2 separate regions of the Homo sapiens genome follow, and region 2 is linked to region 1. Evidence: read pairs that join two places in POLR2A ChIA-PET (ENCODE). Cell type or tissue: OCI-LY7. All regions are shown on one strand. Each heading gives the region's core, and the rest is flanking DNA. Links, peaks and the distances in the headings are about the cores only. Region 1 overlaps DLG2 (discs large MAGUK scaffold protein 2). Region 2 overlaps DLG2 (discs large MAGUK scaffold protein 2).

Region 1 (15,636 bases), core at 4,436-12,435:
TTGATGTACTTGGGGTTTAAAAATATGTGGTTAGCTTATTTTCCCTTTCAGTGTTTCACTCTTGGCGCTTTCTTTACTCCATTCTCAGCAACTAAAATGATTTTTCCAGATATTCAAACAATTGCAATAAAAATATGTCCCAAAAATACAAGGTGGGCCTCCAATGCACAAGAAAGACCCTTTGGCAACCCGTGTCCTCTATCATGTTTTAAAAGAGCCTCATTTAATCGGGCCAGCAAACATCTCCATTAGCAATTAAGACCAACTACTGTCACCAACTATAAAGTCGGAAGAGCAATATAACTGACCTTCAGAGGAGAAATATGAGACTGCAAGACATATCCATGGACATTTTCTATTTGAGAGAGGTTCTTTTCTGATACATGCACGAGTTCTGGGCCTCTTACTTCGTGGGTTAGTCGAGGTAAGGAATGATCATGTGGAGCGTCCTCATCTTGATATCGATACTTCTAGGAGAAAAGAAAAGAAAGGACAAGTATGTATATATCAGTGTTTGTAAAGGATATAGACTGAACTTCATATTCTAACTTCATCAATAGGACACAGTGTGCACCTACTGTTGACTTCACCAAATGGGCTTTGCTGCAGACTCTTCTGGCGGTCACCATAGACCAGGTCAAATGCAAGCAGAACTGAGTTAACCACGAATATTGACCAATGTCCAGACTTGTTTCTGCCTGATAATATACTCTCTTTGTTTATGAGCTACAGAAAGGTGATAACAAATGAGACAGAACATTTACTTTATTCAAGTAAGTGAGGAGGTAACCCTCCTGACCAGAGTAGCTAAGTATGTGTTAAAAATTCTAGGTTATGGATGGAGAAGAAAAAAAGTACTGAGCAAGAAGAAAACAGAATTCCAATATATCCCATTTAGAAAACTTAATTTTCCTTCAGAATTTGTGAGTGATTTAAGTTCCTTTTGAAATGAGGAAAAAATTTTGTCACCCACATTATTTGTATTAGACTCAAAGAGAAGACAAGCTTATCTTTCTTTACTTCACCCGCTAGGAGAAGGAGTATTGATTTGGGTTAGTCAGATTCCAGGACAAAAGATCACAATTTTTAGAAGCAGAGCTAGCTCTTTTAAAGAACTTTAAAAATCAAGGCAAGTTATCTGCCTATATTGTATGGCTCCCTGAGGGGACAGAGGTAAATACTTCTTCTCTCTTGTTCCCTTTTCCTCTTTTCTTAACCATCTTGCTTACACATGACTGTACCAGTAAAGATTATTGTTTGAGTCTTCCAAACAGATATAAGGAAGTTGGCAGAGAAAAAAAAAGGTTCAGGGTTAGGAATGCTCTGAGGGAACTCAGCCCTCTTCTTGGGGTCTATCTCCATTTTTGGCCTCAGCCTGGGTCTCCATCCTATTTCTGTGTCTTTTTCTAGTTTGTACCCCTTTTCCCTTGGATCTGTCCCTTTAGAGTTCCATTGTTCAAGGCTGTTGTCCTACCTGGGAAAGAAGAAAGGGAACCCTCTACATCTGACCTCTTAATCAGATAATAAAGTGTTAGTTTGCTTTACTTTGCCTATGTTCCTTGTGCATAACACAGGGATATTGGGAACAGGGATCTAAACATTGTCATAACACCATCACAGGCTTAATTGTGATGTCTAACTTCTTCCCAGTGTCCCATTATTGTTATCATCAATGGTTAATTTTTTCATATACATATATATATAAAACTTCTAGGACATCAGCTCTCAGACTGACTCATAGTGGAAAAGTAACAAGAACCACTCCAGGGATGGTAATTCAATCTGTTGTTCACTCTTCCTCAGAAGCAGATTATCAATACTTACACTTATACTTTCTGGGGCAAGGTAGGCTTTCTTCAATGTCCCAAGTAATATCTCTCTCAACAAAAATAACAATGCCATAACTGCAGTTTCCAAAGAACTCTCACAAACTTGTTCCATTGCAATCATTCTTGGCCATTTTACCTATGAGAAAACTAACACTCCAAGAAGTTAAGGTACTTGTCAAGAGTCACCTTAACTGACGGGCATAAGCGCCAAGACCCTATCCAGATCATTGCAGTCTGAATCCTCTTTCAGTTATCATCAGCCTCTCCTCTACCCCATAAAGAGATGAAGTCCAAGTCTGAAAACTGAATTGGCTGCTTAGTAGAAAAAAAAAAATCACTGAGAATACACGACACAATGAGGTTAGAACATTTCTGTGAACTGCAAATACCATGCTTTTGTTTATCTAACCTTATGAATAATTTGGGAATGTAATCTGCCTCAGAAACATGGATCAAATTTAACATTCACTTTTGATCAGTTACGCCCATTATGAGTGGAATAGTGTCACACTTGCGCCCATTTTAGTTTCTCTGGCTTTCAACCCATTAACTCCCACGTCTGCTCCACATTTTTGATTCTCTCATAAAGGCACTACCATCTATGTTGTCATCTGAGCCAGAAAAGTAGGAGTCAATCAGACTCCATCCTGTCTTTTGCCTGCTGCCATCTGCCAATTTAATAAGTTGATGAGTCTGCTTGATTTATATCCTAAATAATACTTGAGTCCACACTCTCCTTATTCTTCCCATACCCCCACCAACACTGTCCATGTTCAGGATCCCATAAGTTCTCAGCTGGGCTATAGAAACAGCCTCTGAGCTGGCTAGCCTGTCTGTGGGGTTGCCCGTTTCCCATAAATTCTCTACACTGATCCAGGGGACTTTGTGAATCACATGCTGATAAAGTCCTCCTTGAAAACTTCCAATGGCTCACACTGCCCACAGGACAGAATACAAGCTTTCTTACACTGCCATAACCCTACTACTATATATGCTGAACCCCCATTACTTCTGAATTACTTTTTTTTTTATGAGACGGACTCCAGCTCTTGTCACCCCAGGCTGGAGTGCAGTGGCACGATCTCAGCTCACTGCAACCTCTGCTTCCCGAGTTCGAGCAATTCTCCTGCCTCAGCCTCCCGAGTAGCTGGGACTACAGGCGGGCACCACCACGCCTGGCTATTTTTTTTATTTTTAGTAGAGCCGGGGTTTCACCATCTTAGCCAGGCTGGTCTCGAACTCTTACCGCAGGTGATCCGTCCACCTCAGCCTCCCAAAGTGCTAGGATTACAGGCGTGAGCCACCGCACCCAGCCCTGAATTACTTTTGTTCTCAACATTCTCACTCCAATAATTATAAAATAAATATAAACAAACTATTGAGTCTCATTTTTAAGCTTCTTTTAAAATTTGTGGTAAAATACACATAAAATTTTGACCATTTTAACCATTTTTAAGTATACGGTTCAGTAGTGTTACTTATATTCACTTTGTTGTGCAACAGATCTCCAGAACTTCTTCATGTGCATGTTCCCATAACTCCCTAGAGTCTCCAATTACAACTCTTGTCATGCTATATGGTTGTGTATTTTCTGTGTTTTTCCACGGAACTGTAAAATCTTGTAAGGACTGGGACCACATTGGTATTGTTTATTCTCACATCTCCAGTCTTTAGTCATATGCACAACACATATGCTCAATAAGTGTTTGTTGAATATAGCCATGAGCTACCATTACACAAATGGATGAAATAGATATCACTTGCTTAAGCCACAATACTATTTTGGCTACTGGATGAAAACTTTTTCACTATAAAATGCTGTGAACTCAGGTTCAAGTAAAAAGGACAATCACATCATTTGCTTGACACAATCTAAAAGGACATCAGGCTATTAAGTACTACATATCTTTCTCCTCATCATTCATTTCAGTATATGCTAAGAATATGAACTGAAAAGAACAACCCTTGACTTCAAGAAGACCATAAATTACTGAGTTATACTTGTGCACAGATAAGCTACCATACCTCGTGATAAACTCAGTTCTGTGGGAGCAGAAATGGGCAAGCATTTGTGGCTGGCTGGCTGCAGCTTCTCAGTTTGAAACAGGGTCTGGAATACCATAAAGAGGTAAAAGATATTCCAGCCAAAGGCACAACATGTGAAGAGACATGTGGTAAGAGGGGATGATGTTTGAGGGAACAGTGAGGTCTTAAAGTGGATTGTAGCAGATGCTATTGTGTCCCCATCCAAATTCATGGAAATCTTTTTTACCCATTGAAGGCTCATATCTGCATACTTTTCAGGAACATTACCCTTAGGTGATTGAAGCCTCCTCTCTTGGATGTCCACAGGAGTCATATTTGAACCCCAACTCTCATACCTCACGGTGAGACAAATCCCGTGATGTGAATTACACTACAAAGTATCCAGCGAGATTAGCTTAAATTTAGACTGTACCTGAACCTATATTTCTGCACAGTTCCTTTGTGCTTCCCTTACTCCCTATGTTTTTTTTTTTTCTTGGAACTGCCCTCCATAAATCATGCACACATGAAATCTCATCTTAGGTCTGCTTCTAGTGAGCTGATGTAAGACTTGGATGAAGCTTGGGATGTAAGGTACAGTGTGGCAGGAGGAGACTGGAAGGCAGATTGGTGTCCACTGTAGACAATAGGGAGTCATCCAAGAGACCGTGGACCTAAATAATACTCTGCCCAGTGCCAACCAGACATTCCCGTGTTTTTTTTTCTTTGAGTCTTCAGCCTATGACTAAGCAAGAAATGACAAGAACTGATGAGAAAGTCACATCTTTAACTCAAACTCAAGCTTCCAAAGGAATCACCCTGATATGATATAGCAGAATTTCTCTGCTTGTATTCAAATCTTTATTTCCTTTGGCTGAACAAAGGTACTGATTTATAACACTAGGATTAATATTAACACCAACATTAATGCTAATCCTAACACTAATGCAATATTACAACCAATAATAATACCAGCTACAGTTAATGTACCTGGAGCCATATTAAATGCTTTATATCCATCATCACCATATGAGACATAGGTGTTATTCTCTTTATCTTAGACTCAGATAATTAGGTATTTTTCTAAGCTTACATACCTGGAAAGTGGCAAACCAGGTTTCAAATACATGTTAATTTCACTCTAGAGAAAGAGCACTTAGTCTTCTAAGTTAGTTAGGACTCAAAGGTCTTTAGAGGACAACTTTATCTTCAGGAAATAAAATTTTTAGGAAATATTCTTACACCCTGACTAAGAATCAACCCTAACATTCTGGGTAATTCTGAGTCAAACTTTTCATTCCAAGGCTTGTCTGGTAGGTACTAATGTCATTCTGGGCACCTTTGAGGATTTCTCTATTGCCTACAAAATGAGGGCCATTGGCAGAAGGCCTCTGTATTGCAGTCTGTGCTTTCTTCTTTTTCTCTCCTCAGCTTGGTCTGTTGAAGGGGACTTGAGTAAAAGAAACTTTGTAATTCTGTGAGGAAAGTCATCGGTAGCTTGATGGGGATGGCACTGAATCTATAAATTACCTTGGGCAGTATGGCCATTTTCACGATATTGATTCTTCCTAACCATGAGCATGGAAGGTACGTTAAAGTTCATTTGGAACCAAAGAGGAGCCCACATTGCCAAGACAATCCTAAGCCAAAAGAACAAAGCTGGAGGCATCATGCTACCTAACTTCAAACTATACTACAAGGCTACAGTAACCAAAACAGCATGGTAGGTATAGACCAATGGAACAGAACAGAGCCCTCAGAAATAATACCACACATCTACAACCATCTGATCTTTGACAAATCTGACAAAAACAAGAAATGGGGAAAGGATGCCCTATTTAATAAATGGTGCTGGGAAAACTGGCTAGCCATATATAGAAAGCTGAAACGGGAATCCTTCCTTACATCTTATACCAAAATTAATTCAAGATGGATTAAAGACTTAAATGTTAGACCTAAAACCATAAAAACCCTAGAAGAAAACTTAGGCAATACCACTCAGGACATAGGCATGGGCAAGAACTTCATGTCTAAAACACCATAAGCAATGGCAACAAAAGCCAAAATTGACAAATGGGATCTAATTAAACTAAACAGCTCCTGCACAGCAAAAGAAACTACCATCAGAGTGAACAGGCAACCTACAGAATGGGAGAAAATTTTTACAATCTACCCATCTGACAAAGGGCTAATATCCAGAATCCACAAAGAACTTAAACAAATTTACAAGAAAAAAAAAAAAAAACCCCATCAAAAAGTGGGCAAAGGATATGAACAGACACTTCTCAAAAGAAGACATTTATGCAGCCAACAGACACATGAAAAAATGCTCATCATCACTGGCCATCAGAGAAATGCAAATCAGAACCACAATGAGATACCATCTCACTCAGTTAGAATGGCGATCATTAAAAGTCAGGAAACAACAGGTGCTGGAGACGATGTGGAGAAATAGGAACACTTTTACACTGTTGGTGGGACCGTAAACTACTTCCACCATTGTGGAAGTCAGTGTGGCGATTCCTCAAGGATCTAGAACTAGAAATACCATTTGACCCAGCCATCCCATTACTGGGTACATACCCAAAGGATTATAAATCATGCTGCTATAAAGACACATGCACACGTATGTTTATTGAGGCACTATTCACAATACCAAAGACTTGGAACCAACCCAAACATCCATCAATGATAGACTGGATTAAGAAAATGTGGCACATATACACCATGGAATACTATGCAGCCATAAAAAAGGATGAGTTCATGTACTTTGTAGGGACATGGATGAAGCTGGAAACCATCATTCTGAGCAAACTATCACAAGGACAGAAAACCAAACACTGCATGTTCTCACTCATAGGTGGGAATTGAACAATGAGAACACTTGGACACAGGGTGGGGAACATCACACACCGGGACCTGTCATGTGGTGGAGGGAGAGGGGAGGGATAGCATTAGGAGATATACCTAATGTAAATGACGAGTTAATGGGTGTAGCACACCAACATGGCACATGTATACATATGTAACAAACCTGCATGTTGTGCACATGTACCCTAGAACTTGAAGTATTATAATAATAATAATAATAATAATAATAAAGAAACTTTGTAAACAGATTATATTTCCTGTTTCAGCTCTAAGGGGAGTAGAGGCAGGATAGGTGCTCAAGACAGGGATGCCTGGTATACTACTTATGTCTCCCTATCTTAGTTCATTTTGCCCCTGACTTCTGGAATTCTATCCCCGTCCCCGTTCTGAAGCTTAACCCTGCCCCCAACCCCAGATTCCTTCATCAAGCAAACTTTTTTAGGTCCTTGATTATCAGATTTAGTGTTGCCTCCTCAGAAGCATTCTCTGACTTCAAAGGTTGGAAATCTGTATCTCTTTTATGCTCCCATAGTGTTCTGCACAGGATTTTGTCAATGAATAAGAACTTTATACTGTAATGACCTCTCCATGTGCCTATCTCCCCTAGTAGCCCACAAATGCCTCAAGAGCAGAGGTAGAGTCATGTTCATCTCTGAATCTCCAATGCCCAACCGACAAATGACACATAAAAAGAGATCAGTAAATGTAAGTTTAACTGAATTAAACTGTAATTATCTGAGCAATAACATGATCCGCATAATCAGAAAGCCCTCCCAGCTGAGCTTGCACGCAGTTATACTCATACTCATTTTCTACCACAGTCCCCCCTACACAGACAGAAAAAGGCTAAGGAAGTCTGACCAGGCTCTGCTCAGTACATTCTGCTGATGCTTGTGTGAGTCAGAACAAACCATCCTGAGTTTCCCAGAATTTAAAAACGGAATCTTACATGTGCCTGATCTGTCACTGGAGGTTCTCTGGTGCAATTTGGAAGATGGCATTTTGCTGGCACAGTGCATGATAACTGATCCAGAAATTGGAAATATTTCAAGGTTTCATAAACAAAAATCTGAGTTTACCTCTGTTGCTTCATAAAAAGTGCTCTACTTCCCCCTTGTAGCAGGAGTTGGCACAGTACTGATGAGAGAGAGAGAGAGAGAGAGAGAAAGAGAGAGAGGGGGAAGGAACAAATCAAAAGCTGGAGAGCTAGAACATGTTTGTGTGCACATGAATAGGTGGCATATTATCATACCTAATAGTGAATACTATCCATGAACGCTTTGCTAAGAATGTCACAGAAATTATCCCACTTAAGGCTGATAGTAGCATTATGAAGCAGGTATAAAATTAAGTAATAATTACAGTTCCTTACACAAAGCCTGACATTAAAAAACTTGTTAGTTTCACTGTCTCTGTTAACTATACTGACAAACCATGTTCTCTGTGTCAAGTTTTATCTGTCCCTCTGTAATCCAAGTTCTTTGAGGGTAAGAACCCTGACATGTATCTTTGTATCCTGCAGAGTGGTCAGGCTAGAATGCTACATACATAGTGTGTGTCCAATAGGCCTGTGTTGACTGATTGAGTGCTGCTTCTGGAAGAAAGCCTCTTAATTTAAAAAATGTGCTTGGGCTGAAAGGAAGCACATATTCTAGAAGCAAGAAGTTGGTAAAAACAAAATAATAATAATAACAGAATTTCAAAGGGATCCCTAAGGAAGAGGTAAGTGAATCTCAGAAAAAAACAGAAAACCAAAAGGACAAAGAAAACGAGCTCAATGATGAACCACGTGAAAACAAAAAATTTCCATTTCATCTCAAGGCTGTAGAAATTTAAGTTCCATAATTGAGTATTCCCATCTAGGCCCTGCCAGCCACCTTCTTATTTTGAGAACAATGATTTGTTTAAACACTTTGACATTTACTTTTAGGGATTTCTGCAGTCTGTACCCAGCAAATCCTTTTCTCCAGCTTCTTCCTTTTTCCATGATGCCTCAGCCTATCTATGACCTGTGTCTCATCACTTTTATATACCTACTGCATCCTCACTCCTACTCACTGCCTTCCTCTCTGGAGGGAAAACATGGGTAAAAAAGAAAACAAGAGAAGATAAAGGAATGTTCAGTGCAATGATCAGATCAATATTTATATTCATTTCTTTAATTTGAAATGAATTCTCTGAATGATATCCTGACTGGAGCACAGTTTTATTTCTGTTATTCCAATCCATTCTTTCAGAATGGTTACATATAGGTTGCAAATCTGGGGGTGGAGGTAGGTAGTTTCAGATAGGAGAAAAATGGGAGGAGGAAAGGCAAGAGAGACTACATAATTTTCCCCTTCACTTCCTCAAGGTGACCTCCTGACTTCCCAGATTAGGAAGTTCTCTCCCTGCCTCTGCACACCGCACACTGCTCCCTGCTTCATAGGCTTTCAGGGCACCCTGTCCTTATTCTTCATAAACCTTGGCACATTTTTATTTTACATTTATTTCTGTGATGATTCGCTGGATGTTTGTCTCCTCCACTGAACTAACCGTCCCCGCCCCTCTCCCCATGGGGTCAAGGGCCCCACCTGCTTGGTTTACTGCTGACCTCTAGTGCCTGCCACATAGGAGTTACTTGATAAATGTTTGTTGAATAAGTAAGTACTTTGCAGCCAGATCTATCTTCAAAATAATCACCCTTTAAAAAAACAATGACCCACAATTAGCAATATGGCTTGCCCAAAGAACCCTTGAAAGAGGAATTTTTCCAGTTTGGAGAAGAATGTAAGTAACAGCACTGATGGGAGAAATAAAAAGCTCTCCCAGGTGCTCCATTTGAATTTTTTTTAAACAAAACTCAAAAGTGAAAGGAAATACTTTCCTGCTTTTTTTCCACAAAGAACAGGACAAGCCAGGATGTTAATTAAATTACAAATCAGCTGTCTGCTTGCAGCTGACAGAGCTTTGTGTGCTTCCAAGCAACGTCAGATATTTTAAACTCTATGTAATTACCTACTATGGACTAGCTGCCAGGAAGGATGCTTCATGAATATTTAATGAATTCTAAGATCCTTTTTAAGGAACTGATGATTTAAATAACTATGGGAGAACTTACTCTAGCTCAGTGCCACCCTCCATCTGTTAACTGAAGATATTGGAAATGTAGCCTGGTAGAAATGCCATTTCTCCCCTAAAATGAGCTAGGCTCAGGATCTAGGGAAGGCTAGACTCACACAGGAGAGGTAACTGTAATTCTAAAGTTAACTGTTTAATTCTAAACAGACCTCAAGCTCTCTAAGTCAGAATGGAACCACAGACCTATGAACTGGGAAAATAACGAGTATGGAATTGCAAAATGAAATTTTGTAAGATGCCACACATTGAGGATGCTCTTTATAATTTACAAAGCACTTTCAGCAACACTGTCTTGAGTAATTCTCTCAAGAATTGGATAGATTAAACAGGTATCATCATTCTCATTTCCAAATGAGAAAACAGAGGGTCAGAGAGTTTCTAAAGTGCTAAATAAATAGTAAAGCTGTGTTTCAAACCAAAATAGTCCTCTGATTCCAAGAGGCAGCCTCACATAGTGGAAAGTGCATGAATTCTGGCATTAGACACATGATCTCAAATCTTGGTTATACTACTTGCTATCTGGGAGACATCTATCACATTGCTGGATACAACTGAGCTTTGGTTGACTGAAGTTATGAACCAGGAATTACAATATATATCTCATAGAAATACAAAGATTGAATGAGATGCTGTACTCCTGGCATACAGTGGCTGCTTGGCAAATGTAATGCTCCCTTTGGCTTGGAGTCTCAAGAACTTGGTACTCTGCAGATTTGTCGTAACAACAACAGCCACAACCAAAAAAAGTGGTCGCTAAAAGTGAATTTTTCACACAGCAAAAAGTCTTTGGTGGAATGCTCTTCACTTCCACAGAACAGAAACAATAATAACCTGTTATACAATTAGTCACAAATACAGTCCTTGAATTTTTTGTCCATACACATGAGTATTGTCTAAAACATGTTTTCTTTGTAGCAGCTAGGTGCTGCCACCACTGTGCATGGCTGAGTTCACAAATCTGTTGTAACCTGTAGCTTCCCTGTCACTTCTCTCTCTCACGCTAAGCTTTGTTTCTTTGCAGTAATTAGAATTTTTGCCACTGCCATGGCTAATGCTGCTACTGGAACCACGAGAGCCTCCTTGGTTTCATGGTTTGGCAAAGGATTGTCCTTCATCACCAGAGGGGCTGGAGCTTCTGCCTCCTAAGGTTTCTCTCCTCATGGGTCCAAAATTTGAAGACTGATTGTTGTAGCTGCCAAAATCACTGTAGCTTCCTTCACCTCTAAAACTGCTTCCATCATTTACAAATCCATTATAGCCATCCCACTGCCACCATATCCACAACCACCACGGCTGCCACCAAAGCTACTACGACCACTGAAGATTCCTCCACAATCATAGTTCATACCAAAACCACCTCCACAACCACCACCAAAGCATCCAGAACTACTTTGGCTTCTTTGGCTCAATGAAGCACTAGCCTTCTCTTGCTTTGACAGGGATGAATTTACTGAACACTCTTTGAAGTTTCCTAACTTCACAGTTGTGGCCATTCACAATATGGTACTTCAATCTTATTCATAGAGTCATGGTCCTTAAGAGTTACAAAGGCAAAATCCCTTTGCTTGCCACTGCCTCGGTCATTCATGATTTCAGTCACTTCAATTTTCCCACATTCTTCAAAGTAATGTCTTAGGTGATGTTCTTTTTTTTTTTTTTTTTTTTTTGAGAAGGAGTCTTGCTCTGTAGCCCAGGCTGGAGTGAAGTGGTGCAATCTCTGCTCACTGCAACCTCTGCCTCCTGAGTTTAAGTGATTCTTCCACCTCAGCCCCCTAAGTAGCTGGGATTACAGGTGCCCACTACCAAGCCCATATAATTTTCTTATTTTTAGTAGAGATGGGGTTTCGCCATGTTGGCCAGGCTGGTCTTGAACTTCTGATCTCAAGTGATCCATCCGCCTCGGCCTCCCGAAGTGCTGGGATTGTGAGAGTGACCCACCATGCCTGGCTCTTAGGTGATGTTCTTCAGTGTCTTCTTTAGTGCCACTCATATGGTTTGGATCTGTGTTCCCACCCAAATCTCAAGTTGAAATGTAGTCCCTACTGCTGGAGGTGGGGCCTGGTGGGAGGTGATTGGATCATAGGGGTGGTTTCTAATGGTTTAGCATCATCTCCCTGGTGCTGTCTCATGACAGAGTTCTCACGAGATCTGATTGTTTGGAAGTGTGAAGCATCTCCCCTGCCCTCTCTCTTCCTCCTGCTCTGGCCATGTCAGTCTGCTTCCTGTTTGCCTTCTGCCATGATTGAAAGTTTCCTGAGGCCTCCCCGGAAGCCCAACAGAGGCCAGCATCATGCTTCTGGCACAGACTGAAAGAACCATGAGCCAATTAAACCTCTTTTCCTCTTTTCCTTATAAATTACCCAGTCTTGGGTATTTCTTGATAGCAGTGCAACCATGAGCTGATACAGCCATCAACAAATATCTTTTTCACAGTTAAGTAGGCAACTAGTCTTTGAGAATCTCCTCTTGAGACAACTGTCTTTGGTTCCACGACTCTCTCATACCTCATGTAGCATGGCATTTAGGGCTGCATCCACCTCCTCCACAGTGGCATATGTGACAAACCCAAAGGCCCTGGAGCAATTGGTGTTTGGATATCTCATTACCACACAGTCCATGAGTGCTCCCAATTGCTCACAATGGCTCTTCAGACTCTCATGGGTTGTTTCAAACCTCAACCCTCCAATGAAGACCTTCCAGTTATTCGGGCTCTTTCAGAGACTCCGACTTAGACATGATGGCAGTAGGAAGATAGACTTTAGTGATGATTCCTCTGTGGCATCCCAGGGCCAAAAGGAGTAAGGTGACAAATGTATCTCAGTAGAATAAGTTTCTAGAACCTCAGTTTCAGAACAGCGCCTAAAAGCGCAGATTCTGGAGAGACGGCCTGCATCAATTCCTACTTTGATAACCACATGACCTTGGGCAACTTATTAAACCCTCTGAGACATGGTAATCTTATCTGCAAAACTGGAATAGCAACTACCTCACAAGATTTTTTAGAAAGCCAAGTGAGATGATGCATGGAAGGCACTTAGAAGAGTGAGTGTCTGTGATCTAGTAAGTAGTCACTTAGTAGAAGTTATGATTGTTTTACTGGAACATTAGATATGTTATTTGATTATAAAAAATTGGAAGAATAGAAAAAACTAAAGGAAAAATTTTTGCCTTTTACTGTTTTGAATTTTTCAAATTCTCTAACTGCAACTTCTCCCACTACTCCATAACACATAGACAGTTTATCAAATCTCACAGCCCTCCTAGTCTCACAAAGTACACTTTAGCCTTTCTTTACGCCATCTTAAATGCTTGAAAACCTTCTCTTTGCACTTTTGTATGCAAAAAGAATTTACTGAGCACCACTTCTATGCCAGATATTGTACCATGTGCTAGAGATGTAATAGTGAATAAAGAAGATACAGCTCATCCTTGCCCTTTGCTCTTGATGTCTTCTCTACCTCTCATAACTTTCCCAACTCTTTTTCACATACTGCTCAACCTTCAAAACTTAGTTGATAAATGATATCTTTCCAGATGCTTTCCCTAGACATCCAAATTTGGCTAAGCATTCTTATTCTGTGCTCCCATGTCTGACTCCCTGAGAATCCCTCTTTTTTCTCAAAGCATGTATGTCTCTGCCATTCTCACTGGAATGGGAAGAGTTCACAATTCATTATTGTACCAGGGGCAAATATTCTGCTTGGGACCCAGTAGGTGCTTAATAAATGCTACTAAATGGAACTACCCCTGGTAGAGATGTAAGCTCCTTAGACTCCTGTGTACTCCACCATGACTAGCACATCCTAGAAGTAGTGCATAGTCAAGAAGCCTGTCACTATTCTACAGTAGAGCTGGTTATTGAACAGTAGTACCCTGTAAGATTTTCAACAATAAAATCAAAAATTGGTTTATGTTGTGTAGCACAGGTAATAAAGTGAGTTCCTTTGAAAGTTTTCATTTAGCAGGGAGAATTGTTCCAGCTTTGGGTATGACATCCCTGACAAAGTGTATTAGCTGGTGGCTTCCTGGAGTAAAAGAGTTGACAGAAAGAAAAACAGTAACATGCAGAGAAGAACTGAGTTCCCTTCTTCCTTCTCCACTGCCAGCACTGAGTCAGAGCAGCTACGGAAGCATAACACACAAATGAGACAACGCTAAGTATTCTTTTTTTTTTAATTTTTATTTTTATTATACTTTAAGTTTTAGGGTACATGTGCACAACGTGCAGGTTTGTTACATATATGCATGTGCCATGTTGGTGTGCTGCACCCAGTAACTCATCATTTAACGTTAGGTATATCTCCCAATGCTATCCATCCCCACCCGCCCCCCACCCCACAACAGGCCCCGGTGTGTGATGTTCCCCTTCCTGTGTCCATGTGTTCTCATTGATCAATTCCCACCTATGAGTAAGAACATGCGGTGTTTGGTTTTTTGTCCTTGCGATAGTTTGCTGAGAATGATGGTTTCCAGCTTCATCCATGTCCCTACAAAGGACATGAACTCAACATTTTTATGGCTGCATAGTATTCCATGGTGTATATGTGCCACATTTTCTTAATCCCGTCTATCATTATTGGACATTTGGGTTGGTTCCAAGTCTTTGCTATTGTGAATAGTGCCACAATAAACATACGGAGACCACACTAAGTATTCTTACACGAGCCCATCTAAACCCCAGGTCAGCAGCTTGACTCACATTTGAGTGTACCAACCTCAAATAAGCCCAATAAAATAGATTAAAGTGTATGCAAGGCAGGGAAGAGGTCTGGAAGAATATACTAATATGTTGACCATGGTTATTTCTGGATGACTATTACTTTCATTTTTTGGAGCTACATATATTTCTTTGAGGAATAAAAAGAATTAGAATATGTAAAACATGATCAAGTATTTGCTTTGTTGTACTGGAGAAGGTTCAGTGTGGTATAAGTTTTGTGATAAGGAAAAATTCTCTAGTCCTGGAAAGGGTTTATCCATGTTCAGTTGAGTTAATTTTGAGAACTGGCTGAAGGATGCAAAGGAAGGGGTTTCCAGCTGACAAATGAAAGAGGGATGTGCCGGGAATAAATTTGCTGGAGAGGACCAGGCTTTAAGTCAAATTGCTTTGGTACCAAGAAATCAAAGCAATGATTTGGGAGCAAACTCAACAGTAGTTCATCCATTTGAAGCAAAACTTCAAACATGGTCTGAGTAATTTTCCAGGGATAACTGCCACTGGATTCTATTGAGCACTGTACGATCTTGTGGGCAGTCCCTGTCTGACTAATCCACCAGCTGTGCAACTGCTACAGCATCTGTGAGTGAGAATCATTCACTACTAAAAGCTAGAAACATGTTTTGCTCAGTGCACCTGGTGCCCAGAAAAGAGGAAATGTTCATTTCAGCAAAATGCTTCCTCAAGCGATGCAAATTCCCTGCAGCTCAGTTCCTGGGTTTAAATCCTGTTCCTGCACCAACCAGCAGTGCGACTTTAGGGAAGTATGAAGGCTCTCTGAAACTCAGACTCCTCATTTTAAAATTGGACTAATAATGTATGACAGTGTCACTATAGGAAATTGATGAGATAATATGCCCAAACTCTTTGGGCCAGGACCCGCCTCCTAACAGGTGCTTAGGAAATATAAGATTCTTCCTATTTCTCTTTTTTTGTTTGTTTGTTTTTGAGATGGAGTCTCGCTCTGTCACCTAGGCTGGAGTGCAGTGGCGCAATCTCAGCTCACTGCAACCTCCGCCTCCTGGGCTCACGAGATTCTCCCACCTCAGACTCCTAAGTAGCTGAGATTACAGG
Region 2 (15,636 bases), core at 4,707-12,706, 530 kb after region 1:
AAAAAAGTCCAGGACCAGATGGATTCACAGCCGAATTCTACCAGAGGTACAAGGAGGAGCTGGTACAAGGAGGAGGAGGAGTTTTCCTACTGAAATTATTCCAATCAATAGAAAAAGAGGGAATCCTCCCTAACTCATTTTATGAGGCCAGCATCATCCTGATACCAAAGCCTGGGAGAGACACAACAAAAAAAGAGAATTTTGGACCAATATCCCTGATGAACATCGATGCAAAAATCTCCAATAAAATACTGGCAAACCGAATATAGCAGCACATCAAAAAGCTTATCCACCATGATCAAGTGGGCTTCGTCCCTGGGACGCAAGGCTGTTTCAACATATGCAAATCAATAAACGTAACCCAGCATATAAACAGAACCAAAGACAAAAACCTCATGATTATCTCAATAGATGCAGAAAAGGCCTTTGACAAAATTCAACAGCCCTTCATTCTAAAAACTCTCAATCAATTAGGTATTGATGAGATGTATCTCAAAATAATAAGAGCTATTTATGACAAACCCACAGCCAATATCATACTGAATGGCAAAACCTGGAAGCATTCCCTTTGAAAACTGGCACAAGACAGGGATGCCCTCTCTCACCACTCCTATTCAACATTGTGTTGGAAGTTCTGGCCAGGGCAATCAGGCAGGAGAAGGAAATAAAGGGTATTCAATTAGGAAAAGATGAAGTCAAAGTGTCCCTGTTTGCAGATGACATGATTATATATGTAGGAAACCCCATAGTCTCAGCCCAAAATCTCCTTAAGCTGATAGGCAACTTCAGCAAAGTCTCAGGATACAAAATCAATGTGCAAAAATCACAAGCATTCTTATACACCAATAGCAGACAAACAGAGAGCCAAATCATGAGTGAACTCCCATTCACAACTGCTTCAAAGAGAATAAAATACCTAGGAATCCAACTTACAAGGGACGTGAAGGACCTCTTCAAGGAGAACTACAAACCACTGCTCAAGGAAATAAAAGAGGATACAAAGAAATGGAAGAACATTCCATGCTCATGGGTAGGAAGAATCAGTACTGTGAAAATGGCCATACAGCCCAAGGAAATTTACAGATTCAATGCCATCCCCATCAAGCTACCAATGACTTTCTTCACAGAATTGGAAAAAACTACTTTAAAGTTCATATGGAACCAAAAAAGAGACCGCATTGCCAAGAAAATCCTAAGCCAAAAGAACAAAGCTGGAGGCATCACTCTACCTGACTTCAAACTATACTACAAGGCTACAGTAACCAAAACAGCATGGTACTGGTACCAAAACAGAGATACAGAGCAATGGAACAGAACAGAGCCCTCAGAAATAATGCTGCATATCTACAACCATCTGATCTCTGACAAACCTGACAAAAACAAGAAATGGGGAAAGGATTCCCTATTTAATAAATGGTGCTTGGAAAACTGGCTAGCCATATGGAGAAAGCTGAAACTGGATCCCCTCCTTACACTTTATACAAAAATTAATTCAAGATGGATTAAAGACTTAAATGTTAGACCTAAAACCATAAAAATCCTAGAAGAAAACCTAGGCAATACCATTCAGGACATAGGCATGGGCAAGGACTTCATGTCTAAAACACCAAAAGCAATGGCAACAGAAGCCAAAATTGACAAATGGGATCTGATTAAACTAAAGAGCTTCTGCACAGCAAAAGAAACTACCATCAGAGTGAACAGGCAACCTACAGAATGGGAGAAAATTTTTGCAAGCTACGCATCTGACAAAGGGCTAATATCCAGAATCTACCAAGAACTCAAACAAACTTACAAGAAAAAAACAAACAACCCCATCAAAAAGTGGGCGAAGGATATGAACAGACACTTCTCAAAGGAAGACATTTATGCAGCCAAAAGACACATGAAAAAATGCTCATCATCACTGGCCATCAGAGAAATGCAAATCAAAACCACAATGAGATACCATCTCACAACCGTTAGAATGGCAATCATTAAAAATTCAGGAAATAACAGATGCTAGAGAGGATGTGGAGAAATAGGAACACTTTTACACTGTTGGTGGGACTGTAAACTAGTTTAACCATTGTGGAAGTCAGTGTGGCGATTCCTCAGGGATCTAGAACTAGAAATACCATTTGACCCAGCCATCCCATTACTGGGTACACACCCAAAGGATTATAAATCATGCTGCTATAAAGACACGTGCACACGTATGTTTATTGTGGCACTATTCACAATAGCAAAGACTTGGAACCAACCCAAGTGTCCATCAATGATAGACTGGATTAAGAAAATGTGGCACATATACACCATGGAATACTATGCAGCCATAAAAAATGATGAGTTCATGTCCTTTGTAGGGACATGGATGAAGCTGGAAACCATCATTCTCAGCAAACTATCGCAAGGACAAAAAACCAAACACCGCATGTTCTCACTCATAGGTGGGAATTGAACAATGAGAACACATGGACACAGGAAGGGGAACATCACACACCGGGGCCTGTCGTGGGGTGGGTGGAGAGGGGAGGGATAGCATTAGGAGATATACCTAATGTAAATGACGAGTTAATGGGTGCAGCACACCAACATGGCACATGTATACATATGTAACAAACCTGCATGTTGTGCACATGTACCCTAGAACTTAAAGTATAATAAAAAATAAATAAATAAATAAATAAATAAATAAATAAAAAGACCTACACTCTTATATTGACTGCAGCACTATTCACAATACCACAGATATGGAATCAACCTAAGTGTTTATCAGTAGATAATTGGAGAAAGAAACCGTGTGGAGAAAGAAAGAAAATATGAAAAACCTACTCGGTACATTCAGGTGACAGGTACTTAAAAGCCTAGACTTAACCAATGCACAATATATTCATGTAACAAAACTGCACTTGTATCCCCTAAATCTATAAAAATGTTTTAAAACTTTAAGAAGTATAAGCACTAAACCAAAAAGTAAGTCCCATAGCCTGTATCTAGGTACTGGAAATTGAACCCAGGTCTATTTTACTACAAAGACTGTGCTTCCTCACTACACTCTACTGTGCTATATATAATCACTTACCATCCACCCTCTGAAGAATGAATCCTCTCCCACCTTTTTCACAGAGCCTGTTCTGACTACTCTAGCCCAAGCCATCTTCTTTGTTCTAAAATCTCATAGCATTTTCAAATTTTGCTTTGTGAAATGTCTATAATGTTACAACTTTTACCTTCATGTTGGTACGTAGGTCCTTGTGAAGTTGTTTTCCTACTCAAAACCAGGTTGGAGAGGAGTACAAAATAGCAGTGAAGAGCTTGGACACTGGAGTCAGTCTGTCTGAGCTCAAATCCAAGCACAACTGATTTTTAATCTGTGTGACCTTGGGAAAACTACCTGATCTCTCTACGCCTCTGTTTCATCATTTGTAAAATGGACAATAGCGTTTAACACATAGAGTTGTTGGGAGGATTAAATGAATTCATCTATATAAAGCTATCAGAACACTGTCTAGCACATTAGTCATTTAACTACTGTGGACAGGAGTTTGCTATCTTCATTTTTTATAATACTCTTTCCAGACTTTGAAATTAAACCTTAGCGTTACGTCCATGGAAGCTCAAGGTAGATATGTAAAAGAACTTCCCATTAGGATGACGCAGTCACTGGGGTGGAGATTACCCTGGTTGCATAAGTTGACTCCAAGCCAACCCAGACAAAATGACCTAAAAGTAAAGCAGATTTGGCTGTGAATTATTAATAGTAAGAAAGGCTATTATAATGACCAAATGTGATGTGTAGAAAAACTACTTTATAGATAATAACATAAGTGAATGTTGATTATTATTTGAAAGCGACAATATGATAGGCATCTCAAGAACTGGATGCATCTTGTTCATATGGAATATAAACCTTACTTTCTCTGGAAATATGCAAGTGCTTCATTGATGACATCTGTGGACATGCCAAATCATTGTTATAAACTTTATGACAGCCAACTCCAAAAGAATTTATATGTTTCCACTAAATGAAAAAAATTCAAACATAAACTGATCCTTGTATCTTGAAAAAAATCAGGCACTCTAGGGAAGAAGCATGCCTTAAGGTCTAATTTCAAGAGCAATTTAAATTCTGGCGATTCATATGATTAGAATAAACTGGACCAAGCCTTGAAGCCAAAGAGTTCTTTAAGTATCCTTACATCTCTCTCTTGTGTTCAGAAATGGAAAACATTTCTCTAAAAATGCTTTTCTAAAAAGAAGCAAAAATCATCCTACCCAGTTTTTATGCAATCTACCAAACAGGTGAAAATTAACTTCTTCATACAATTCAGTCCATGCCGCAACACAAATGAAATGAGAACGCATTTAATCTTAGCATCCCTATGTCACTCAAAGGTAAAAATGTGAGCATTTGTAGATTGCAATAAAACATGAATACAAAATGATGTGTATTCCCTCTTCAGTTCATTGTCCTCATTGTTACAATTGTACCTGCTACAGAAACAAGAGCTTATTGTTCTCTTACATTCTAATTTTTACAATAGGCCATCTTATTTACTTCCCTTGTGCCTAAGGCAGTCCTTGGCATATAGCAGTCACTCGTAAATGTGGCTGAACCAGGGTATACAGCATCACCACCACTTCAATTCTTCCTGTGTCCATGGTTCTCACACTTAAGCATGTATAAATTCTTTGAGTCCTACTGTGAAAATTTTACTACGCTCACTCTCCCCTCAAAGAGATTCTGAATCAAGAGGTCTGGATTAGAACCCAGGGATATAAAACTTTAAACAAACATTCTAGGTGATCCAAATGCAGGCATTCAGCAACTATATTTTGAGAAACACTATCTTTTGGTTAATTTCTTAAGTATTGATGATAATGGCTAACATATATTTAACACACCCTCCTTGCCAAGGGCTTTAAATACATTTCGTCATTTAATTATCATGGCAGTCTATAAAACAGATTACTTTCATCACATTTTGCAATGAGGTAATTAGGACTTGGAGAGGTTAAGTAATTTGTCCTAGGTTACAGCACTAATGGAAGAGAAAGAATACAAACCCAAGTCTATGGGATTCCAAAGCCCATAATAAATACACTTGGTTGCAAAGAGTAGGCTGCATGGGCTGCCAACAGTTGTCTTTAGCAACATATCGGTAAATGCCATCTACAAATCTGGCTATGAAAATTGATCAGTCATTCAGATAAATGACATTTCATCATTTGATAGCATCAACAGATATTTTGGATGATGGGTCAAAAAGGTCTCACATCCCATCAGGCTACAAAACAACAACCTAATGCATTCAAAATGAGGCCATTCAGTTTTTAATGTCAAAAATAAGAGCTTTTATGTGGAATGACAAGGTATTTATTAGATACTAGTATTTGTATTCCATTAACTAAAATATGAAGAACAAAGATGGCCAAAACACATTTTATCATATTAAACATATTTCAAAATTTTAAAAATACATATTTTCCCTTTGCCATATTAACATAGCACAGATTAAAAACTGATATATTCATACAGACAGACCCCTAAACCTCTTCTTTCTCACCCTGTTTGAGGTCAGAGCCTTAGAAAGCACAAGGAATTCCCTTCCAGGTCACTCCAGGGTGTCCTTTGTCTCCTCTGTGATGGTGAAAACAAATGGTGGATTTTCAGCTTCACTGGAAATGGCACAGAGAAAGAAGGCTTGTGCCATGGTAGTGGCTGAATAACCTTTTAACAAGTTCTTAACCTTTCTTATCAATAAAATTGAAATACAAATATCCATCTTAAAAGATTATTATCAGGATTGCGTAAGTAAATTCAGGCAAAACTCTTACCAGAGTTCCTAGTAATAAATGGTGGTAGTAAGTATTGTGTTCTTGGTGTCTTCTTGCCCACTCATATCCATTTGCTTTCAGCCTTTCACTAGTACCACCTGTAAATCTAGTTGAAGTTGTACCTTCTTACTACATTGTGATATACAAGGTAGCACATCAGTGGGATTAAAACTAAATATTAGATTAAGTCTTTCTGTCAAAGAATATTCTTTCTAAGGTTTCAAGAAGTAGGATATTGAATTACCATTCAACCCAGCAATCCCACTATTGGGCATATATCCAAAGGAATATAAATAATTATACCACGAAGATACATGCATGAATATGTTTACTGCAGCATTAGTCACAATAGCAAAGACATACAACCTAAATACCCATCAATGGTAGACTGGATAAAGAATCTGTGGTATATATACACCATGGAGTACTATGCAGCCATAAAAAAGAACAAGATAATGTCCTTTGCAGCAACCTGAATGTATCTGAAGGCCATTATCCAAGTGAACCAACACAGGAACAGAAAACAAAATACTTCAGGTTCTCACAAGTGGGAGCTAAACATTGAGTATATATGGACACAATGCAAAGAACAACAGACACTGGAGCCTACTTGAGTGTGGAGAGTAGGAGGAAGGTGAGGATCAAAAAACTACCTATCAGGTGCTATGCTCATTACCAAGGTGATGAAACAATCTGTACACCAAACCCCTGCAACATGCAATTTACCTAGATAAAAAGCCTGAACATGTACTGCTGAACCTAAAATAATTTTTTTAAGGTAGAATCTTGAGTCCCCTTGGGATTGAATCTTTTCTCTAAAACTTCTCAGACACACTTTCACCACTTCTAAGCCTTTATACAGCTTCTCATTTCTACCACTTTTTTGCCAGTGAATCAGCAGGTGCTTACAATCAGGAAGTAATGACCTGCCTTATATATAATGAGCAGGGAGGAAATTAATCCCATCAAGACACAGGCTAGAAGGATGAGATAATTATCTACTTTTCCTTTTATTCTGTAGATTCGCAATAGCTGGGAACATACCTTCTAAAAAAGGATTCATCCTTATATACATTTATCTGTAAAAACTTGGGCCATAAACAACAGAAGATCATTTCTGTTAACAGTAGAAGAATACTGGACATCAAATATTCTCTTAAGGAAAAGAGAATCAAAAACATCAATAGGTTTGTAAAAGGTAGCAATGCTGCTCTGGGAAATGTCTTCAAGAATATAGGAGGAGACTTGAGGCACTGGCATATGTTTCCCTCTAACTTCATGCTTTTGTGCGGAGGAACCATGACTGTTACCTACTCTATCCCCAGCCCTAGTACATGCATGAAAAACAGTATGTGCTAAATTTGAATTTGATTAATAAATGGAGGAACAAATGAACAAGTAAATCTAGAGAGAGATGCTCTATGGCAATAGGCCCTCACTGAAGTTACATTAAGCCTAATTTAGCCTACTTGAGATTACCATGCTCTCCTTTCCATTGTTTACTAAATTAGAACTAAAAGGGGAGGCAGGCAATCTAAGGAAGAGAAAATAGCAACAGGCAATAAATGCATGAGGATGTTCAGCCTTACACATGAGGAGTAACACAGGACATTCAAAATAAAACTAAAATGGGATGTTATTTTATCTAAAAAGACCGGTACAAATTAAAAACTTGTATAGCATAAAATCGTGGTGCATATATGAGGAAACTGATATTGTTTTACACTGTTAGTGAAAATGTAAATTTGTACAGCCACTTTGCAGGTTATCTTTGGCAATATCTCTTAAAATTTTAAGTATGTATACTCAGTGACCTAATAATTATAATTCTAGGTATAAGAAGACTTACCTACATACTGAAGGATGTGTGTCTAAGGATGTTCATTGCATCATTCCTAAAATCTGTGAAAACTTAGAAGCAATCTAAATATTTAAATAGGAAATAGGTAGAAATGTGGTATAGCCAAACCACTTAATAAGCATGTATTCAGTCACATATAATGTGGTAAATCCAAATATGGCCAAATAGATCTTGAAAACATTTTACTGACTGAAATAAGCAAATTTCAAAAAACCCCAAATTACAGAGTATACCACTATTTAAATAAGTTACTCTATCTCTTTCTCACATACACATATACTCACATATGCACACAACTGCACAATTATACTATATATTTTCTGAGAGTGTATATATATGCATATATGTGCATATACTCCCAAAAATATATAATTTTATGTATATAGGTATGTGCATACACTCTTACACTCTCAGAAAATATATAATATAATTGTAATGTGCAAAAACCAAGGTCTGGAAGAACACATGCCAACTGATCACAGTGGTAACCTCTGGGAATAAAACTGATTAGGTGTTTTAATCAAGGGCAACTTGTCTACAATGAATTTAATTATTGTAAGTAGAATGTAGTCATGTGTTATTTGTGAAATAAAAATTATACAAGGGGGATACAGGAACAGGAACAGCAACACGCCTTGCCATTTTACTTAGCAATTATATTTAGAGCTCCCCTACTTTGATGATCTCAAGTCATCTGGTAAATGAATTTATTTACTCACACATTAAGCTTGTTGGTCAATCTTTCATCAAAGTAATAATGAATTTTTACCATGTGTCAGAAAGTATGCTATTACAGCTAGAGATACACAGATGAATAAGGTATGTCCTGGATGTCAAAAAGCTTATCAGTCTTGCAAGAGTTTTGAAATTCCATTCCACATATGAAGGAATCACAGTATTTTTCCTCACTCTGGTAAGAAGCAACATGTATTTGGGTTAGTCTGAAAACTGTTGATTAAATGTACCACATGAGATCAAAACCATTTAAATTAAGAATTACTGATACCTAAAAAATGGGTACATGCTGGCAAACACTTCCTGATGAGTTCAATTTTCAAGTTTCATTCAGGAAACAGCCAATTAACTTTCTAAACTTTATTCATCCACCTGGAGGCAACAACCCGGAAATGGTTTGACAAGTCCTTCAGGCACCAAACCTGTCTCAAATTTTAAGAGTGATGCCATGTGTCACAGACATAATCAAGGTCTGCCAGAGAAGTAACTGCCTTGAAGCATCAGCTTCCAAATGTGGTCCTCCTCACTGACGCTCAGCACCCTCTGGGAGACTAGTCATACTCTGGCACACTCAGCTAATCTATCTAGAGCATTCCTCTGCTAATTGCTAGGCAGGCACATGTACATAAAAGGGACTACAGAGAAGCAGTAAAGGCCTCATTCAAACCACAGAAGCTCACAGATTCTCCTCTCTGGTACTTTAACGTTGGCTTGTCCCACAAACCAGAGTGAAAGATGACCCCTTGACTGGCATTATTTACCTTCCATTTAATATCTGCTGAGCTTTCATTATGTGCCTGGTACTGCATTTAGCACTGAAGACACAGACATGACCTTGTCCTCAGAAACTCCCACTGTAATGAAGACACCCATTAATTCATTCTACATATATTTATTTAGTGTTGTGCTAATTACCAGGCACATAAAGATAAGCACCTCAGTTATTGAACCTCAAAGAAATCACAATGTAATGAAGGGAAAGAGTTGCCAAAACCATGTCTCAAATATCTGTGTAACCACAGACTAGGACAATGCTTGGCACAGGCTCAGCAGTTCAAAGATTTTTGACTGCATGAGTAAAACCACATATGAAAAATCATGTCTGTACAAAAATATAATAACAATGATCACCATAAAAATGATATGAAAAAAGGTGTTGTGGTTAGGGTTAGAGTTTGGAAAAAAAGAACACCTGCGTTAAGGAGCATGTGAGTTAAGGTGATAAGGAAGACTCCTCATAGGAGGTTAATGTTCATCTGGTATATGATTTCCTATTAAGAGGCCCACATAGGAACTAAAAGGAGTGATAGGAACAAATTTAGACCAAGACTGCTTCAAAAAGCCTATGCTAGTGGAGTTGTTTGGCAATAAAATTTCCAAGTGCCTGCTTCTTAAATTTTTTTATGTTGTGTCTTTTCTTCCAACTTATTTGCTGGAACTTGAAAAAAACAGATATAAAGTTAAAAGCACAAAATTTAAATGCCAGTGAATGGAAAGTTGAACCTCACTCAATATTAATGCAAATCTATAGGTTAAAAATACATTTAACATCATAATTGTCAAAAGTTATAAAAATGAAAAATGTGCTACTGCACATATAATGTCATTTTTCAAGTTCAAAGCTGACACTATTTTTATCTCTGTGTGGGGAATATGTTCAAAGAAAAAGAGAAGAAAAAAGAAAAGTCAAGTTCTTTTTTCCTGCGTTACATATGTAGACCAGTTCTTGGCTTACAGTTTCCATTTATATTTAGAGGGATAGTCTCCATTATATATGACCAAGACATGCCATCTCTGACTTCAACAAAACAGGGTTGTGCTGTCTATAAGAATTATTTTGCATCATTCAACAATCATGTAGAATCCAAGAAGCTGTAAATGCTAACTAACATGTTATAGTCCTGGGCTAATATATGGAATATTATTTTATTTCCATTTCAACTTTAATTCAGGTATTATTACCTTTTTTACATTTCCATTTATTCAACAAACATTCATGGAACACCCACTGTGAGTCAGGTATTGTTCTATGGCCATAGTAAAAAACCGTGCAAAACAATATATCAAATCACTGTCCTCATAAAGCCTACTCTATTGGGGGAAATAAACAGGTAAGTTAATATCTAGTATGTCAAGTAGTGATAAGTGCAATGGAGAAAAATAAAGCAAGCTGAAAATGACAGGCAGTGTGTGTGGACTAGAGGAAGGGTAATATATAAGGTTATTGAGGAAGGCTCTACTAACAATGTTTAATCTGACCTGAAGGAAGTGAGCGAACTAGTTATGTGAAAATCTGAAAGAACATTCCAGGCAGAAGAAAAAGCAAGTGTAAAGGCTTTGAGGTAGGAGCAAGTCTGAAATGCTCAAGGAGGACTGCATGACTGGAGTGAAGTGAAGGAAAAGGGAAAGTAGTAAGACATATAGAAGGGGTACATCTTGAGATGTGTAGGCAACAATAAAGACTTCAGCATTTCATTTTAGTGAGATGGAAACTCAGGTGAGGATTCACAGAGGACTGAAATAACCTTTCCTGTATTTTTACAGCAGATTATTAGGGTCAAGAGCTAAAAAGCAGGGAAGACATTTTGGTAGGAGAAGAAGAAACAGGAGAGAGAGGAATGGTCTTGAAACCAAATAAAGAAATTTTTCAAAGAGGTAGGAATATTAAACCTTCATAGGTTAAGATGAGAACTGAGAATTCATCCACTGGATTTGTCAACATAAAAATTATTGTTAACCTAGCCAAGAGTGATTTGTCATAGTAGTAGAAACAAGATCCTAAATAAAATGCGTTCAAGTTTTGTAAACCAAAAGTATCTAAGACAGGTCTTAATCAATTTAGAAGTTTATTTTCCCAAGGTTAAGGACATGCCTGTGACATGGCCTCAGGAAGTCCTCAGAACATGCACCCAAGGTAGTACAGCAAAAGCTTTCTTTTATGTGTTTTAGGGGGGGGGTCTGAGACATCAATCAATACATATAAGTGGTACACTTGTTCAGTCTGGAAAGGCAAGACAACTGGAAGTGGGGAGATTGTTGCAGGGTGGCTTTCAAGTCCTAGGTGGATTCAAAGATTTTCTGATTGGCAATTGTTTGAAAGAGTTTATCTAAAGATCTGGCATCAGTAGAAGGGAGTGTCTAGGATAAGATAAGGGATTGTGGAGAACAAGGTTTTCATTATGCAGATGAAGCCACCAGGTAGCAAGCTTCAGAGAGAGTAGATTGTCTTAAGGTCTCTGTTTTAATGTTGATGCTGGTCACTTGGTGCCTGAATTCCAAGAGGAGGAGGATATAATGGGGCATGTGGACAACCCATTCCCATCATGGCCTGAACTCATGTTTAAGGTTAACTTTGGAATGCCCTTGGCCAAGAGAAGGGATCAATTCAGTTGGTTGGGGGAGGCTTAGAATTTTTTTTTTTTTTTTTTTTGGTTTACCTTATCCCCCTCTGGCCAAGATTTGCCAGAGGCAACATCAATGGCCAAACTTTTATTCTGTCCCATAGCATTTCCAAGGCGGCACAGCTGCCTGCTCTGGGTCTATCCTGTCCCTTGGTGGGACCGCTATGGCCAAGTGACTTTGAGCCAAAAGACCTATAGCTAATTTAAGTGTTCAAAGCCAGATGTGAATGGAGGTGGACAGGCATTCATCAAACCTTAAGATAGAAAAGCCAACAAATTAGCCAGCTTAGGTTTACAGGCATGTGCCACCACGCCTGGCTAATTTTTTGTACTTGTAGTAGAGATGGGGTTTCACCATGTTAGCCAGGATAGTCTCAATCTCCTGAGCTTGTGATCCACCTGTCTCAGCTTCCCAAAGTGCTGGGATTACAGACATGAGCCACCACACCTGGCCCACTAGGTATCTTGATATCCTCTCAGTAATTTTCTTTCAGTTAGAAATTCCTTATGATTGAGACGGATGGAAAGGGGCCATGTAAAAACCCAGGAGGCAAAGTCCCTTATTTTGCCAGCTATTTAGGCATCTATGTGTCTATCCTTGATTTGAAGAATTTCAACTAATTGTATCCCTCAAAATTGGCCCTTACAATCTCACATGCCCACCTGTTCTGTGATAGTACCTGAACCAAGAGGGATAGGTGCTTTTATATTTTTAGTAGTGGGGTGGGGCATTAGCAATGAAAATAAACCAGGTCCAGTAAGATTTTAAAAGGTTTTAAATTGGGAGGATATCAGCTAGAAAGGAAAGAAGGTAATCTTTTCTTGTTTGTTTGTTTGTTTTCACTGATTTTGTAAGCTATATAGAATTAGCAATGTTTTTTAAAAAAAGGACATAAGCTTTGTCTAGTTTTGATAATGACAGGTAAAGAAAACTCATGGGTAGCTAAACATTTAAATGATCTAATATTAACTCATAGAACAAATTATATTAATTTAGACAGAGGAAAAATTATTGAATTAGCATTCACATCTTTATATAGAGGCTTGGCTCAGTGTCATATGAGAGCAGTTTATTTTAGCTGTCATCTTCTCCCAGGTCTGAAGATGAGGCTTCGGTTAACTTGAATTTCATGCCAGATATTGGTGATGTTCAAGATTCAGTAGAAGTCAGTGCTCCTTTCTAGATGAGGTAGGTGTATGCAGAGTCAAAACACTGTAACTTAATACCACAAAGGGATAGTTAACAATATTTTATATAGACCCTTTTTAATGGGGCAGAGTGGAGTCTCTCAATTGTTGTCCAATCATCAAGCTGGAGGTGGTGTTTACTGTATCTTAGTTGGAAACCATAGAAGAATTCTGTAACCTTGGGGTGATTAATTTTTCTATTTGACAAGCCTCCAGCAATAAGTCTAAGTCAGAGAGTTAATTTAGGATTTGAATTGAGGATGTTTTTCAAAGATGTTAAAAAGGCTCAAAACATTTTATTAAAACTACATTATATAATAATAATTTGATAAAGAAGTTATGTGGGTATAAATTCTTAACCCTTTTAAAGTTTAGTTGATTTTTTTATAATTAAAAACCTAATAAAAACAAACAGGAATTATTTTGATAAAACATTAAAGCTTTGTTTCTTTGTCTAATTACCAAAAAGGAAAAAATAAAGACCCTCTGCAGTGACTTCTTTTCCTTATGCGGAGCCCATTTATATAACCTGAAAGTCAAACCTGCTGAAAAGAGCAATTGAGTTAATCAGACATGGGAATAGTGTGTCCGGCATCATGAGTAAACTCTATATTATAGCAGCCTTGAGCAGAGAATACGTGAGTCTTAGCAACAGCATGGGAAGTTGCCTGATTATATTGAACACTTAGGATATATGTTGGGCCTCAAAAACAATACCGCAAAGTGAAAGCCTCAGAAGTAAAAGTTTTACTTTGGCCTTCTTTTGCCCTTCTATCTTGCAGTTTCTCAAGGCTGGCCATAAAAACTAGAATCTTGCTTCTCAAGGTGGGTCCTAGAAACCAGAACTCCTTTTCCTCAAAGCCAGTCATAAAACCTAAAAATATTACTCTAATTTTTCTCAAAGTAGACGCTTAATGTCCTGCAGGACACCCAGCTAAGGACATTGAGGCAAGGGTGGAGACAGGTGGTGGCTGGTCTTGCAGTAGACTGCCCAAGGTCCAATTATGAGCTTTTTAACTGCAGCAACTTTAATGTAAGCTATTGGAGTTGGAATTACTGTGGCTGCTGGCACCAGAATTGCCCTCCAATATTCCATTATTCTTAGATGTGCTATCCAAGCAGCTAGGGCCTGCTGTGAAATCTTAATTTTTCCTCCATCCTTCTGTATACAGCTGTCTATAAAGAAATCATCTGACCTTACTTGTTGTTTGTAAATTATGAGACCCCTGTATCCAGGAGGAAGGAAATGCATACTTGGGGAGGTTAAGAAGAATCTAGACAAACAGGCCTTGCTGAGTTTCCCCACACAGGCTACTGGCAATGATTTATACACTTGTGTTTCATCATATTTTTAATGGCTATCCATAGTTTGTTGAACTTAACCATTTAAAAAAAATGGGCAATTTCTCCTGTATCTTAGGTCTTTATTCTGATAACTCCCAGATATACATGCCAAAAAAAATCTATGCCTTCTTTTTGATCAATTTGTCTTTTATGAGTTGATACCTTTAGAGGGCTCCTGCTCCCTAAACACATTAAGAAAAAACAAGAATACAGAATTAAGTTATACTGGAGGAAAATACTGCTTTTTTTAAAAAACCTTCAAACTAAAGCATTTCAGCTTCAGGCAATAACAACAGACTTAGAACTGGAGGAGGGAAAGAAAAAAATGTTACAGGTGCCAACAAAAATAGAAGGGGAGAGTTGCCATTCCAGGCCTTCTCAAATTTTCTCATAGTAAAAGGTGATCTCTGGTGCCTCCCAAAGCCAACAAGGTTGGGTAAGGCAATACAAGAAAGCAGAGCTTTAGACGTGAGAAGAATCTCCCCATGACTGTTTAAACTCCACCAAAAAAGCAGAAGACCCTAAAAAGAGGTAAGTTGCACCTTTATATGAGTTCTTTAAGGGGTCAGAGTCATTAGAAGCCTTCTCTTGATTGTTTTTTCACTTGGTAACAAAGACAGCAAAAAGGGAAGGAGGAAAAAAGTGGAAGAAAAGTAAATTAAAAAAACAATTTTTTTGAGAAAGGAACCAAACAGAGAAACCAAGCACATGGTTTTTTCTTTTCTTTCTTTTTTTTTTTTTTTTTTTTCACCTGAGGAAAATTTTAGCCAACTAAGAGGCCTTGTTCCCCACAATTTAGAATTCTTATTCTGATTTGAACAAGTATAATTGGTCAAATCCAATGAAAGAAAGTTCAAAACAAACAAACAACAACAAAACAATACAATTACTGAGCCATTCTCTAATGGTAAAGAGAAATTAAGACAAGTTGGTTGTTTATCTTAATTTTTAGCCATTAAGGAAAATTTTCAAGATAAAACCTCAATTTAGCCACTTACCAAGGAATGGGGCCCAGACTCAAGACCAAGACTACTGTCTACCATCTCAGTAGCAGGAAGAAACTCAAACTCACCCTCCCTGTTGGAAGTGAGCTAAAACTCCAGAAATGAGTTGCCTGCCCTCCATAATCATGGAAGCAGGAAAATTTGTCTTCCTTGTTGGGAGGGAGTAAAACTGCAGAAAAGCAGTTATACAGCAAAAGAAACCTTAGATCTCAACCAAATTTTGGAAGACCAGGGTTTCTCTGAATGGGGGAGCCTCCTGGGTATCAGAACCTGTCCTATTGGT

What was found. Peaks named below come from ENCODE experiments on the same cell type or tissue, not always from the same donor. Only the 100,000 strongest peaks of a DNase experiment are listed, where the experiment ranks them.
Region 2: POLR2A ChIA-PET joins it to region 1 with 5 read pairs; 1 of 35 experiments calls an interaction of 5 or more read pairs at or near these places.

Annotation. Positions count from the first base shown.
Region 1 is chr11:84,534,262-84,549,897 of GRCh38, forward strand. DLG2 (discs large MAGUK scaffold protein 2) reads right to left here. Exons shown (of 28, transcript NM_001142699.3): 7 at 309-470. It also overlaps the pseudogene HNRNPA1P72. Among named protein-coding and RNA genes, the nearest start is that of DLG2-AS2, 900 kb to the left of the region's middle. In OCI-LY7, for the core only: a CTCF peak has its summit at 9,347 (motif pointing left); a DNase peak (open chromatin) is centred at 9,320.
Region 2 is chr11:85,067,659-85,083,294 of GRCh38, forward strand. All of the region lies in intron 6 of DLG2 (discs large MAGUK scaffold protein 2), which reads right to left. Among named protein-coding and RNA genes, the nearest start is that of DLG2, 550 kb to the right of the region's middle. In OCI-LY7, for the core only: no CTCF peak of the experiment used is centred there; a DNase peak (open chromatin) is centred at 8,813.